2 separate regions of the Homo sapiens genome follow, and region 2 is linked to region 1. Evidence: chromatin loops called from intact Hi-C (ENCODE). Cell type or tissue: IMR-90. All regions are shown on one strand.

Region 1 (8,000 bases):
GCTGGTTTTCAAAGGGAATGCGTCCAGCTTTTGCCAATTCAGCATGATATTGGCTGTGGATTTGTCACAAATAGCTCTTATTATTTTGAGATACGTTCCGTCACTACCTAGTTTATTGAGTGCTTTTAGCATGAAGGGGTGTTGAATTTTATCAAAGGACTTTTCTGCATCTATTGAGAGAATCAAGTGGTTTTTGTCATTGGTTCTATTTATGCGATGGATTACGTTTATTGATTTGCACATGTTGAACCAGCCTTGTTTCCCAGGGATGAAGCCCACTTGATCATGGTGGATAAGCTTATTAATGTGCTGCTGGATTCAGTTTGCCAGTATTTTATTGAGGATTTTCACATCAATATTCATTAGGGATATTGGCCTGAAATTTTCTTTTTTGTGTTTTGTGTTATGTTTCCTAGGTTTTGTCATCAGGATGATGCTGGCTTCATAAAAAGACTTTAGAAGGAATGGTACCAGCTCGTCTTTGTACCTCTGGTAGAATTCAGCTGTGAATCTCTCTGGCCCTGAGCTTTTCTTTAGTGGAAGGCTATTAATTATTGCCTCAATTTCAGAACTTGTTATTGCTCTATTCAGTGATTCAACTTCTTTCTGGTTTAGTCTTGGGAGGGTGTATGTGTCCAGGAATTTATCCATTTCTTCTAGATTTTCTAGTTTATTTGTGTAGAGGTGTTTATAGTATTTTCTGGTGGTAGTTTGTATTTCTGTGGGATCAGTGGTGATATCCCCTTTATCATTTTTTATTGTGTCTATTTGATTCTTCTCTCTTTTCTTCTTCATCATTCTGGCTAGTGGTCTATCTATTTTGTTAATCTTTTCAAAAAACCAGCTCCCAGATTCATTGATCCCTTGAAGGGTTTTTCGTGTCTCTATCTCCTTCAGTTCCGCTCTGATCTTAGTTATTTCTTGTCTTCTGCTAGCTTTTGAATTTGTTAGCTCTTGCTCTAGTTCTTTTCATTGTGATTTAAAGTGTCGATTTTAGATCTTTCCTGCTTTCTCCTGTGGGCATTTAGTGCTATAAATTTCCCTCTAAACACTGCTTTAGCTGTGTCCCAGAGATTTTGGTACATTGTGTCTTTGTTCTCACTGATTTCAAATAACTTATTTATTTCTCCCTTAATTATGTCATTTACCCAGTAGTCATTCAGGAGCAGGTCATTCAGTTTCTCTGTTGTTGTGTGGTTTTGAGTGAGTTTCTTAATCCTGAGTTCTAATTTGACTGCACTGTGGTCTGAGAGAGGGTTCCGTTATTTTGCATTTGCGAGGAGTGTTTTACTTCCAATTTTGTGGTCAATTTTAGAATAAGTGCAATGTGGTGCTGAGAAAAATGTATATTGTGTTGATTTGAGGTGGAGAGTTCTGTAGATGTCTATTAGGTCCGCTTGGTCCAGAGCTGAGTTCAACTCCTGAATACCCTTGTTAATTTTTTGTCTTGTTGATCTGCCTAATATTAACAGTGGGGTGTTAAAGTCTCCCACTATTATTATGTGGGAGTCTAAGTCTCTTTGCAGGTTTCTTAGAACTTGCTTTATAAATCTGGGTGCTTCTGTATTGGGTGCATCCATGTTTAGGATAATTAGCTCTTCTTGTTGCATTGATCCCTTTACCATTATATAATGCCCTTCTTTGTCTTTTTTGATCTTTGTTGGTTTAACGTCTGTTTTTTCAGAGACTAAGATTACAACTCCTGTTTTTTTTTCCTCTCCATTTGCTTGGTAAATATTTCTCCATCCTTTTATTTTGAGCCTATGTGTGTTTTCGCATGTGAGATGGGTCTGCTGAATACAGCACAACGATGAGTCTTGACTCTTTATTCAATTTGCCAGTCTGTGTCTTTTAATTGGGGCATTCATTCCATTTACATTTAAGGTTAATATTGCTATGTGTGAATTTGATCCTGTCATTATGATCCTAGCTGGTTATTTTGCCCACTAGTTGATGCAGTTTCTTCATAGTGTCGATGGTCTTTGCATTTTGTTATGTTTTTGCAGTGGCTGCTACTAGTTTTTCTTTTCCATATTTAGTGCTTCCTTCAGGAGCTCTTGTAAGGCAGGCCTGGTGGTGACAAAATCCCTCAGCATTTGCTTTTATGTAAAGGATTTTATTTCTCCTTCACATATGAAGCTTAGTTTGGCTGGATATGAAATTCTGGGTTGAAAATTCTTTTCTTTAAGAATATTGAATTTTGGCCTCCACTCTCTTTTGGCTTGTAGAGTTTCTGCAGAGAGATCTGCTGTTACTCTGATGGGCTTCCCTTTGTGGGTAACCTGACCTTTCTCTCTGGCTGCCCTTAACATATTTTCCTTCATTTCGAACTCGGTGAATCTGTCGGTTATGTGTCTTGGGGTTGCTCTTCTCAAGGAATATCTTTGTGGTGTTCTCTGTATTTCCTGAATTTGAATGTTGGCCTGTCTTGCTAGGTTGGAGAAGTTCTCCTGGATAATATCCTGAAGTGTGTTTTCCAACTTCATCCCATTCTCCCTGTCACCTTCAGGTACAGCAGTGAAACGTAGGTTTGGTATTTTCACATAGTCCTATATTCCTTGTAGGCTTTGTTCCTTTTCATTCTTTTGTCTCTAATCTTGTCTTCAAGCCTTATTTCATTAAGTTGGTCTTCAATCTGATATCCTTTCTTATGCTTGATTGATTCGGCTACTGATAATTATGCATGATTCACTAGGTTCTCATGCTGTGTTTTTCAGCTCCATCAGGTTATTTATGTTCTTCTCTAAACTGGTTATTCTGTTTAGCACTTCCTGTAACCTTTTAGCAAGTTTCTTAGCTTGCTTGCATTAGGTTAGAACATGCTCCTTTAGCTCAGATGAGTTTGTTATTACCCACGTTCTGAAGCCTACTTCTGTCAATTTGTCAAACTCCTTCTCTGTCCAGTTTTGTTCCCTTGCTGGTGAGGAGGTGTGATCCTTTGGAGGAGAAGAGGCATCCTGGTCGTTGGAATTTTTAGCCTTTTTGCACTGTTTTTTCCTCATCTTTGTGGATTTGTCTGCCTTTGGTCTTTGATGTTGGTGACCTTCAGATGGGGTTTTTGAGTGGTTGTCCTTTCTGTCAATGTTGATGCTATTGTTTCTGTTTGTTAGTTTTCCTTCTAACAGTCAGGCATCTCTTCTGCAGGTCTGCTGGAGTTTCCTGGAGGTCCAATCCAGACCGTGTTTGCCTGGGTATCACCAGCGGAGGCTGCAGAACAGCAAAGATTGCTGCCTGCTCCTTCCTCTGGAAGCTTTGTCCCAGAGAGGCACTCTCCAGATGCCAGCTGGAGTTCTCCTATAGGAGGTGTCTGTTGACCCCTGCTGGGAGATGTCTCCCCGTCAGGAAGCACAGGGGTCAGGGACACACTTGAGGAGGCAGTCTGTCCCTTAGCAGAGCTTGAGTGCTGTGCTGAGAGATCCTCTGCTCTCTTCAGAGCTGGCAGGCAGGAATGTTTAAGTCAGCTGAAGCTGTGCCCACAGCCACCCCTTCCCCCAGGTCCTCTGTCCCAGGCAGATGGCAGTTTTATCTATAAGCTCCTGACTGGGGCTGCTGCCTTTTTTTCAGAGATGCCCTGCCCAGAGAGGAGGAATCTAGAGAGGCTGTCTGGCTACAGTGGGTTTGCGGTGCGGTGGTTGGCTCTGCCCAGTCTGAACTTCCCAGAGGCTTTGTTTACACTGTGAGGGGAAAACCGCCTACTCAAGCCTCAGTAATGGTGGACGCCCCTCCCCCCAGGCTTGAGTGTCCCAGCTGGACTTCAGACTGCTGTGCTAGCAGCGAGAATTTCAAGCCAGTGGGTCTTAGCTTGTTGGGCTCTGTGGGGGTGGGATCCACTGAGGAAGACCACTTGGCTCCCTGGCTTCAGCCCCCTTTCCAGGGGAGTGGAGGGTTCTGTCTTTCTGGCGTTCCGGGTTCCACTGGGGTACAAAAGAAATTCCTGCAGCTAGCTCGGTGTCTGCCCAAATGGCTGCCCAGTTTTGTGCTTGAAACCCAGGGCCCTGGTGGTGTCAGCACCCAAGGGAATCTCCTGGTCTGTGGGTTATGAAGACCATGGGAAAAGTGTAGTATCTGGGCCGGATAGCTCCATCCCTCACGGCACAGTCCCTCACGGCTTCCCCTGGCTAGGGGAGGGAGTTCCCCTACCCCTTGTGCTTCCCAGGTGAGGCAACGTTCCACCCTGTTTTGGCTCACCCTCTGTGGGCTGCACCCACTGTCTAACCAGTCCCAGTGAGATGAGCTGGGTACCTCAGTTGGATATGCAGAAATCACCTGCCTTCTGCATTGGTCTTGCTGGGAGCTGCAGACTGGAGCTGTTCCTATTCAGCCATATTACCTGTGAGTCCTACTATCTTATTTTTAAAATACAGTTTTTCTTGTTTATTTTACTAGAGAACTTACTAGCAAAGCAATCCACTGCTTTACTCTTGGTAACTTTCGTTCTGGTCTAACTTGGGAAACTGTGGCCATGACACAGGAAATTTTACAAGTAACTGCATGATCTCAGATATTACATCACTATGTCATATTCTTCCTCTGAAGCACAATGGATTATGGCTTCTTTAAAACTCTAAAACAGTCTGGGGAAAATATTGGAAAATATAATAGTCCCATGCCTACACTTCTCTTTTAAAGCCCAGGCTTTAAGTATGACGAGGCATAAGTAAAATAATGAGTTTTTCCATTTTTGCCTTTCCTCCCCGTCCCCCAACCTACCTTCAAACTTTCATCATCTGTGCTTGTTCCTGACTTCCTGGCCACCTATGGTGCTCTCCTGCCAGATTGTCTTCCTCCATGTTGGCCACAAGGTGGCGCTCTCAACGCTCATCTATATATATTCCACTATCACTGAGACCCTCACTACAATGAACCCCCTGTGAATGTGATTCTGTCTCTCCCAAGCGTTCTGAGGTTGTTTAGACAGTGTTAACAGGACTAATCTGATAAGTGAATTTTCATATTGGAGAAAGACTAAGAAAATGTTCAAGGACTTACTTTCTCAGTGTTACAGTCATTGTTTTCTGACTCAAGAGTTCTTTGCTTAGAGGAAAGTGACTCCGATGTTGAATTACATTACATATATTCTTGCATACTACATGTGTTCATGAAGCTATCCCTGATTTTGATAGGGGATTTGGCGATAAATTTCAAAGTAAAGTAGGGTTTCTACTTCTCGCTTATCTTTGTCCTAAACACATTTTCTTGCTCTCCAGACATCTTGAAATTTGAATATATAAACAAAGTGTAGGTAGAAGGGGTATTATGTGATAGAAAGTGGCTGCCTTTGAAATCAAAACATGTTTGAGTCCCTACTCAGTCACTTACTATATGGGTGATCTTGGTTGATTCTTTTAAAGTCTGTTATCTTAAACTGTATTATCTCAAATGGAGGTCATAATGCTTTATCTCTTTTGTAGGTTCTTTATCTCTTTTTTGTGTCTCTTTATGTCTTTTGTAGGCTCATTGCAAATCTTAAATGATCCATTTTATACAAAAATGTGTAACGTGTATTCTTTTATTCAACAAATACTTACAGATTGCCAATATCTGCCTTTTACTCTGTGCCAAAAAAGAAAGTTATTGATCTTATAATTTTATCTTCAAATTTCACAATTTTTCTCCTGGCTTCAATTACCTGGAAATATTATTATTACCAGGAAAGAGTATGTAATATCATATGACATACTGATATGGTCCATGCATGTTATTCAATGATGAAATATCTTCATTATCTTCGTGATACACCCTTTTTTTCCTTTGTGGTTGAACTGTTCTCTCCATATGATATAATCCTCATAGAATCTACAGGAAAACAGTCTCTGATTCCCTACGTCAACATCACTTTGTGCACACTGTATTGAATTGTGAATGTCTGCTCTATACATGTGTTTCTCTTAACAGACTTAGGGCAGTGACTACTAGACATTATTCACTTTTGCATCCTCCTCACTTAGCATAGTAACGTCAAAGTAATTGTTTTCAGAAAGTTGGTTCAGGACTCATTAATGGATAATTTCAATGAGTCATTAAGTATGGCCACTAAGCTTCCAACAGACAGGCACAAATTCACTTATCCTTCAATTTTACTAATATTGCAGAAATGGATGCTTTAAATTTTACTAAAATATTCTTAAAATCTATAATTAGAGAATTCCATAGAAAACAGATTATCTGTTACATATTGATCATAAAACTCCGTAGCATGAAAGTCATATAATACATGTGATTATTGTGATTATTATTTTTGTGATGATAACTACTGGATCTAGGCCTTTATGCTAAGGAACAATATGTCGCATTATCTCAGAAATAACACATTTTTACTATTAAAAATGTATTGCCTGACATTATAAATTTCTAATATGGTAAACTACTTAAAATTATCCATCATAAATTTATTAAAGACTGAAAATGTTTGTGAATTAGGTCATTTTGCAGAGTCTTATGCCCTGGAATGGTTAATATTTATAAGTTATAATAATTTATATTTCCCCAAATATAAATTTTATTGACAAAATATGGGTCCTATTTTTCATTTGCAACTATACAACCCAAAGTGAAAAGCACAGGCATGCTGGGTGTGTTGTTGCCATGCATGTCACTAATTACAAGGCCCAGAGTGCTGAGGAATAGCAGGGGTTTTACATCCTTTGTCTGGTGAAGTCTGTCTGCATGAGATGGAGTTCAACGAGGTTTTTAGCATATTATTCTCATTAAACCATGCAGGAATTTCATTTCACAAATCCAATTAATACAAACAGATGGTTGGTGGCAAAATCTCTGCCTGTTACACCAAAATTTTTCATTTACTTTGCAGAGTGAAAATTCAGAGCTCACTGAACTTCAGGATGGAACTATCCCAGGCAGAGTGAGTCAGGCAAACTGTAGGCACTTTGGGCAAGAATGCATATTCTCTGCCAAGGCATCACTTATTTTACAGGGAAAAAACAGGTAAATTTTGAAAATATGTTTACACTTTTAACTTTCACTAGAAAATTTGAAGCACCTCGGAATTTTACAATTAATTGAAGCATTGGTGACTTTCTATTTTTAAAAAGACAAGTATTTAAAAAACTCTACGAAGCTTAGTGTAGGTCAGTACTATTCACAAATTTAAAATAAAGTGGTTTATAGAGAAAAAAGTGTTGTTATCCAGCATTCTCTTGTTGGGATTTTTAATTGCCAGTTTTTCCTCTGGGTTTTCTATACTCCTAAGCTAGACCTCATTCAGTAATGAGATACGTAGAAGAAGAAGGAACGTTACTCTTGGATATAAACGCAGAAAAAATGATTTTTAAAAACCAAAGATGCGGCCGGACGCGGTGGCTCATGCCTGTAATCCCAGCACTTTGGGAAGCCGAGGCGGGTGGATCAGGAGGTCAGGAGATCGAGACCACCCTGGCTAACATGGTGAAACCCGGTCTCTACTAAAAATACAAAAAATTAGCCGGGCGCCGTGGTGGGCGCCTATAGTCCCAGCTACTCGGGAGGCTGAGGCAGGAGAATGGCGTGAACCCGGGAGGCGGAGCTTGCAGTGAGCTGAGATCGCGCCACTGCACTCCAGCCTGGGCGAAAGAGCGAGACTCCGTCTCAAAGAACAAAAAACAAACAAACAAACAAAAAACAGAGATGCTTTAGAAACTAACAGTATATCCAAAAGCAGCCTAGGATAGACAATCATTGTTAGATTATTTTTTCAAAATTGGAGGAGTATGAATATCACTTACTGTAAGCAAAAGACAAAAGTTTTCTGAGGCTGACTTTTTCTCTCTCCTTCCTTTATAATAGGCAACTTCTGAATTAGTGACACTATAACTCTCCTCTTAAAAACATTCATAAAAAATATATTTGCTAAAAAGGAAGCAGAAATCTTGCTGAGAAACTAATTTTGAAGGAATACCAAGTGAATATTTATGAAGATACTGTGGGATATTCCTTGGGAAAAATGCTCTTAAAGCATTATATTTACTAGCTACTTACGGATCCTTAGAATAGACTGGGATGAA
Region 2 (8,000 bases), 200 kb after region 1:
AGAATCAAGGAGGAGAATAGTGGTTACCAGGGGCTGGAAGGTGGGGGAAATTGGAATATGTTGGTCAAGGGGTACAAGCTTTCAATTATAAGATGAATAAATTCTGGTGATCTAATGTTGAGCGTTATGACATTAATTAATACTGTACTGTATATTTGAAATTTTCTAAGAGTAGATCTTGCGTGCTCTCACCACACAAACACACACACACACACACACACACAGTGGTAACTATATAAGGTGATGAATGAATTAACTTGATTGTGGTAATCAGTTTAACAAAGTACGCATATTAAAATTTTTCACATTTTATACCTTAAGTATTTACAGTATTTATTGGTCAATTATACCTCAATAAATCTGGAAACAAGAGGTTTGTGTTTGACAACCTAACATCTGGATCATCTTGAGTCTAGCCTCTGCTTATTTTATTTTCCTTTAAGAAAGTCGTATATTCTTGGTTCTGTTTATGTGAGTAATTTTCCAATGTATCCGGAACATTGTTACAGTTATATTATTGAGGCTGTACATTTTGTTATATTCCTATAAAGGATGTTTAAATTCTTTTAGAAAACCAAAAACTACCTTGCTTATCCTCAAGCCTCAACATTTTTATTGTGTGTTTAAGGCAGCAACTCAACTCTCAGTTTTTTCCATGTAGCTTTAACTGATAGCTGCTTTGAGTTTTCCCCATGCTTGCATAATTCAGTGGTTAGCCATGGATTTGGACAGAGTTTATATACATAACTTGATGATTTCTTCCATGCTTTCTTTTCCCAGAATTCCCTCATTTTTAGAGCATGATTGGCCCAGGCTCTGTGTTCTGATTCTCTAGGTTAGAAAGAATGTGGGTTTCTACCAGAGTTTAAACTTCCCTGGGCCACAGTGGGACTGTGGTCGGTCTTCAAACTAAATTCATAAAAATGAGAAACACTCCTTGCTATAACCATCTTCAGAGTTTTAACCAACTCCCCCAACCCCACAAAAAATAGTACAGCTTTTTTAAACTTTCAAGTTTTTAAAAATTGTATCCAGATTTTATGGTTGTTTTGAGATGATTCAATTGTTAGGAGATTATTTTGCCATACTTGAAGAGAAACTCCTTAGGGTAGAACAGTGTAATCCTTCTCTCAGAAGACAGAAATATCTCTCCTGGATAGATTCCAAAACATATGTTACTGTGTAAAAAGATTATCTGAGAAATTAGACCCATATCAAACACAAGATTTCCAAAATTCGGCATCCAGAAATACAAAAAATTATGTCAATGAATGAAAAGAGCAGAGGTAGGTAAAATCTCAAAAAAATCCCAAGGAGGCATTGATTTTTTTTCCAATCGAATATACAGTTTTGAACTGGATTTTGTTTTGGTTTTTCCTGTCTTCCTTCCAGATGGCACAATATAAATTGTCTTAGAGATAAGCAAAGAGAGACAGACTGAACACATGGCTCTCAAGAATCAAATTTCACATCACTGATAACATGTACAAACAGAAATTCTCTTCAGTTAACATTGATGTTTATAAATTATTTTTTAAACATTAATTTGTTATTGTTAATACATGCACATCTAGTCCTAAAAATTAAGAACTGAATCAATAAAATATCTTCTTTCAATTACAAAATATTTTCTGTGCTTGTGAACAAATTATTTTATTCTTGCAAAAGAAAAAACTTCATAGGATATATGTTCAGAACTTTAACCCAGTCTTTATTTTCAGAATCAAGAATGGGTAAGTTACAGGGTAAACTCCTTAATGCTTTCTATTGACTAATTTATGTATCTTTTAGTCTATTATTTTTAAAACTAAGAGTATCAACATATTTATTAGCTTACATTTTTAACATTGAAGGTCTACTTGTTGGATAACACTGGCATCTGAGTGTTTCAGGCAATTAATTTTGAATTAGGACTGGTGAGAATGCTAATACTATGAAGCCGCATAGAATGGCTGATGACCAAGACATCCATAGTTAAGCAGCATGCATACTATACATTTGGTTTCCATGTGAAATATTGTAACTTTGAAAAGTTATCTTGTATTTCTGTTCTTTCATTTACTTAATTTACTAAAAATGATATATCTATTAATTAATATCAAGGTTAACTTTTTTGAAATTTAGTGCTTGAATGAAATTCTAACCACATAGTTGTGAGTCCTTTAGCTAATAAATACAAATTTCTAGTCAGTCTTTTATTTAACAGGAGATAAGCAGTTCAAATACTTCTGGTAATAAAATATACTTCAAAGACTGGCTTTCAAAATTATGGATATTATCTACAATATTTTGTCTACTTTGGAAAATTAAAGTGGTATTAAATTTTTTTATGTATAGTAAACGTATTGCTTAATCTTTGTTGATGAATCCTGAGCATCATGAGTATGATATACCAAAGCATAAAGTTACATTTTCCTATTCATGTTTGTATTGTGTAGTAAAGGAAGAAATATTGTTGTATATTGGACTCATAGTTCATTTCATTTCTGACAACAGTTTGAAAAGATGATGTTTTTTGGGAGATTACAATGAAGACATTTATACTGAAATCTTTTGAGCTAATTATTGCTTCAAACACTACCAATTGTTATTCTGTTTTTTCTCTTTATGTTAAGGTTCTAGATGTAATGTAATACTTTAGAAGAAAAATATTTAAAATGATTTGTGAAAAATAATTTTTCCATGACATTATATCCAAAATAATTTGTTTAAAATCTCTCTAATACCTGTAAATGTTTTTTACTTCTATAGAGGATTTTGATTTTCATCAGCAGTCATGACAGCATTAACAGCCAGACAAAGAGAAGGGGGCTTAGATATCGTGGGATAAACAGAACATTTATTTTAATTAAATGTCTAACATTTCAAGCTTATTAATCCAGAAATTTCAGGCAACGCTTCAACAGATTTATGTATCTCTTTATTAATTAAAATGTTTTCCTTGGCCAAGCACGATGGCTCACGCCTGTAATTCCAACACTTTGGGAGGCCAAGGTGGGCGGATCACCTGAGGTCAGGAGTTCAAGACCAGCCTGGCCAACATGGTGAAATCCTGTCTTAAAAATACAAGAATTAGCCAGGCGAGGTGGTGGGCCCCTGTAATCCCAGCTATTCGGGAGGCTGAGGGAAGAGAATCGCTTGAACCTGAGAAGTGGAGGTTGCAGTGAGTCGAGATCGCACCATTGCACTCCAGCCTGGGCAACAGAGAGAGACTCTTAGGCAAAAAACAAAAAAACAAAAAAAACAAAAAAAGTTTTCCTTATAAATTTTTTAATTTATTGTTTATATTTATAAACCTTCAGTTTAAAAGCTTATATTCTTATATATATATATCATTTGCATTGTAGCCTGTTGCGTGTGTTTTGCTGAACATATATGTTTTTCTTCCAACTTTTAGTTTAAAAAATAGTGTGTATTTTTTTTTTATGCTAGAACAGCATTCACTTGAATGGAGTTTTGCAGTCTAATATGCTTTTGAGGTTGCAGTGCTCAGTACTCCCTGCGCAAATCAGAAATGTGAGGAGCATGCTAGAGACAAGCGCCTGGCCAAAGGCCAGGACACTGCCTTTGTCAGCCAGCTCTGCAGAAGGCGGGGCAAGTACTCCTCTCTGAGGCTGGGAAAATGCTTGGAAACCGCCAGAACCAGCTGAATTGTAAAATATTTCAGACGTGTTCGAAGAAAACAATAAATCATCAACATAAACAAGACATCATTAGGGTGCTTGATGGGCATTTCTTGAATGAGAAGATTCTGAGCTATGATTACTGTGTGTTTACCTTTGCCCACAGGACATAAATGAATTCTGTAATTTGGTAAAAAAGAAGAACATTTCTTTACTGTCCGGCTGGTTTCCTGGGGAAAAAATAATAATATTTCAAAGGGGAAATACTTTGTTAAGCATATTCCTTTACAGCAACCTAGCATATTATTCAACACTTAAACTCACACATTGCATTTTATTCTAATACCTTGAGGCTAGTATTTGTGAAAAGGTATTAATAAAAACAGGCTTTCCCTTACATCCTTCTCAATAATAATCTGTCAGTTGGAGCACTTTCCCCATAAGCTTAGTATACTATAACAAAAAAAGTGTTTGGAGGCACATTAAAATTAAACACGCTAATTCAGTTTTCCTAATATATTCTGCTTTTGTTTCCTAGCAAATTAATGACGATCATGGTGTATATTAGAAATAGTAAGTAAATATTTTAAAAATATTTTTAGAATAAAATTACTAACCATATCACCAAAGAAAGAGATAGTTAAAAAGAAACATTGTACAAATTGTGCATTGACACAAAATAGACCGTATTAGCATCCCAGAGACAAGAAACAACTATGAGGAATTAAATTGAAAATCCATGTGAAGGGAATGTATGCATCTGGTTCTTCATGTCTTGCAACTTTTAAAATAGCACTTGAAAGCTAACCAGAAAAAAAGACTTTAAAGACATTATTTCCAAAATTATGCAGAGTTCACAATGAGTGGATCTTAGAGCTTCTGTCTGTGTACCAATTTTTCATGTTTCATACTCATATGGAAAAATACATCAGAAGTTAAGGAGTAATAACACAAATATATATTTGATAGGAAAATTATCATAATCTCAGTGTTCTGGTTTTTTTACATTCCACACTTCATAATGAGGAGAATTTGGGTTTTCTTTCTTTCCATTTTTGAGATTTACATATGAATTCTGTATAATAATTTGAAAAAAATGAAAGAAACTTTTGTGAAAAATATTAAAACTGGAAAAATATATAAAAAGAGTGCAGAGTTTTCCTTTAGTCTTTCTTAAAAACAGTTATTTAAATAAGATTGAAAACAAAAATACAATAATATGTATTGAAATACATTTGAAAAATTTTGAACTTGCATGGATTATTTACATTTATTTGTCGCATTTCTCTTGAAGAATAATATAAACTTGAAAAAAGTAAAACAAATTTTTCACTTTACTCATCTTTGGATCTTTAAATGCTTATCACATGATGGAGAAATCTTATTTAAAAAATAATGTTACTGGTATTAATTTCCATATGTTTTAAGTACTCTAATCAAAATAATATCTTATAGATTCATATAATACAGATGACATCATAAAAAAGATTTTCTTTGCACCTTTGCCACCACTTCATATCTAGCCCAATGTAAGAAACATAATCTAGTAATTATTTCTTTTTTTTTACATTATCTTCATACATATTCTCCATTTCTTGATTTACAGACTGTGTTACCTATTAACTGTCCACTGCGGAAGCTGCAAATTTTGATCACGCAGGGAGTTCTCCACTTCTCATCATTGTCTTCATCAAATATTTTTGATCATTATTTAAATTATTGCTTAGCTGTATATCTCTGTTTAATGTACTTATATATTTATTTTTTCAATTATAATCACCAAATTCCCTTCTATATCATATCTTACTCCTAATCTTTTTTTTTCTTTTCCTTATTATAATTTTTCTATCCTCAGCACATCAGTTTGACATGGACAAAATTAATAAAATTTACAATTGCTCCGTGATCATAAGTAAGTCTGCATTGCAAGATGAGCTAAAAGTGGAAAACCAATGAACCTTATTTTTATTGTTATTATTTTGCAGAGACATTAACTGCAAGTCCAAGTTGTATTTCACAATAATATTTTCTTTTTTAGTGTTTCAATACCATGACCTCTGAATCACTCAAAGTATAACACAGTACACATTAATACATAATTAAATATTATTTTTCATCAGTCTATCAGTTGGTTTAAAATTGTGCCCACATTTTAGTTTGCTTCATATTTGGAAAATAAAATATTTGTGTAGTTTTCAATTTTCCTGGAGTTTCTCATTTCTCCCTCTCCCACTTTTTAAAATGACAGAATAATGTACTTTTAATGTAGCAGTTATGTGATGAATCTTTTCTAAGTCCATGAATTCAAAAAAAGTCATTATTCTACCTTCACACTTAATTTAAGATTTGTCTAGAGACGGCATCCATTCAAAGTCATTTTCCCTAATAACTTTGGAACCACTGTTTGATACTTTTCTGACATCCAAAGCTATTAATGAAAAATCTGATGTTTATATGAATCTTACACAGTTGTAATTATCTGTTTTTGTCTCAAGAAGTTTGTATTTATTTTGTGATTTTTTTTAACTTACTGGTTTAAATCAACCAGAATTTCTTGGATTTTCTATGTAACAGAAATTAAATCAGTATAAATCACTGTTTAGGCTCACTCTGAGTTTCTTTGATTCCTCATGTTTTCTTTGATACTTCATGTTTTCTTTGATAATCATTTTATCTTGCACCCCGTACTTTCCTTCTGTGGTCATTTTCTTTCGCCTTCAAGTTCATATTTTGAAATTACTTCAATGATAGTCTAATGATGCTGAACTATCAGACATTTTATTGCTGTAAAATATTTTACTTCATTTTCCTTTTTATAAAGATAGTTTTGCTAGGATACATTTATTTCCTATATTTGGGTTTTTTTTATCATTTCTGAAAAATCTTTGGTTATTATCTCATTTTCTTCTCTTTATATTTTGAGATCAGGCCATTTTCTTTCAAAACCCATCCAAGGTATAACACTCCTAATTGCTATATTCTGTTGTCTCTGTCTTATTAAAGTATACTCACAATCATTCCTCTTTTCTAATGCCCAATCCACAGTTATTGGGTCAACCTTGTGCTTGGTTTTTTGGTTCTCTAACATTGTATAGAAGACAATGGGGAAAGCAATGTGGTCCAAACACACAACTCGCCGATGGTCTTGTATAATGAAAGGATTAAATTAGCCAGACATGGTGGCTCACGCCTGCAATCCCGGTACTTTGGGAGGCTAAAGGTTCATGGCTTGAGCTCAGAAGTTCAAGACCAGCCTGCGCAACATGACAAAACCCCATCTCTACAAAAAATACAAAAATTAGCCAGGCATGGTGGTGCACACCTGTAGCTCCAGCTACTTGGGATGCTGAGGTGTGAGGATGCCTTGAGCCAGGGAGGTTGATGTTGCAGTGAGCTCAGATCATGTAGCCTGGGTAATAGAATGAGACTCTAACTAAAAAAAGAGAAAAATAAAGAAGGGAAGAAAGGATTAAATTAGTAGAAGTTATGCTCTTAAAGCTCATATAATGGGAGGCAAGACTCCTTCTGGATTCCCTTTGTTATATCCAGGACATATCTATCCCTCTTTTGCAAAAACCTCTACTCCTCTACGTTTGGAACACTCCACCCCTTCTAATTTTTGCCAGTTACTATTGTACAATTTATATAATTTTAACCTTAATTTACTGAATATACTGATATCAAGTTCAAAGTTTTCCCGTTTGCTTCAACTCCTATTGTCAATGTAGCTGATTTCAAAATCCACATAGAAAACTAGCTTTGACTTCACCATCAACAGTGATCTTCAATTCTAGTCCATTTTCCTGATCCACTTTATAGTAAGGCCCTAAGAAGTTACCCTGAAATACTGTATCACTTATACTCTCTGACCACCATCTCCTGTTTCTTGCTTTCTTATTTAATTACTTATGCAATGAGTGGCTGTGAATCACATCAGGACCTCTAGTTTACTGACCTCTCTTTTTTCTCTTCCTCCCTTTTCCCTGTCCTTAGTTTATTCCCTGTTCACTTAGATTCCATGCTCTATCATTTCAATCATTCTCTTGGAAATCTCTTAAACCCCCTTATTATGATATGTTTTAAATGCACGTGTTCTGGAAAAATCTGAATAAAATCACCCATCTGCCTTCTGCATAGTCTCACACATATCACTATATGTGGCAGGAGAAGAGTCGCACGGGGCAGATGAACTGTATAGTCATTATTAACCCAAACTACTCCCTCAATGCCATGTTTCTCTATGACATTTTAAAATTTTCTTCACATTAATTTACTTTTCTTTATCTAAAGGACTTTTTCTGTTTCTAAAGGACTCTCCACATTAACTCATTCTCTAAAAATAATAAATATTTTGAAATGACATTAATTACATTGTAG

Evidence for each region. Hi-C counts contacts between places; a loop is a spot of excess contacts. Peaks named below come from ENCODE experiments on the same cell type or tissue, not always from the same donor. Only the 100,000 strongest peaks of a DNase experiment are listed, where the experiment ranks them.
Region 2: it touches region 1 in a loop (2.5-fold over the local background); 2 of 110 quality-filtered maps call a loop at or near these places.

Annotation. Positions count from the first base shown.
Region 1 is chr7:80,016,163-80,024,162 of GRCh38, reverse strand. No RefSeq gene overlaps it. Among named protein-coding and RNA genes, the nearest start is that of GNAI1, 110 kb to the left of the region's middle. RefSeq lists an enhancer at 3,892-4,397. In IMR-90, a CTCF peak has its summit at 4,795 (motif pointing right); a DNase peak (open chromatin) is centred at 4,912.
Region 2 is chr7:79,816,186-79,824,185 of GRCh38, reverse strand. The region is part of intron 2 of LOC105375371 (a long non-coding RNA gene); the gene reads right to left. Among named protein-coding and RNA genes, the nearest start is that of GNAI1, 310 kb to the left of the region's middle. In IMR-90, no CTCF peak of the experiment used is centred here; DNase peaks (open chromatin) are centred at 715 and 3,545; H3K27ac peaks cover 712 bases.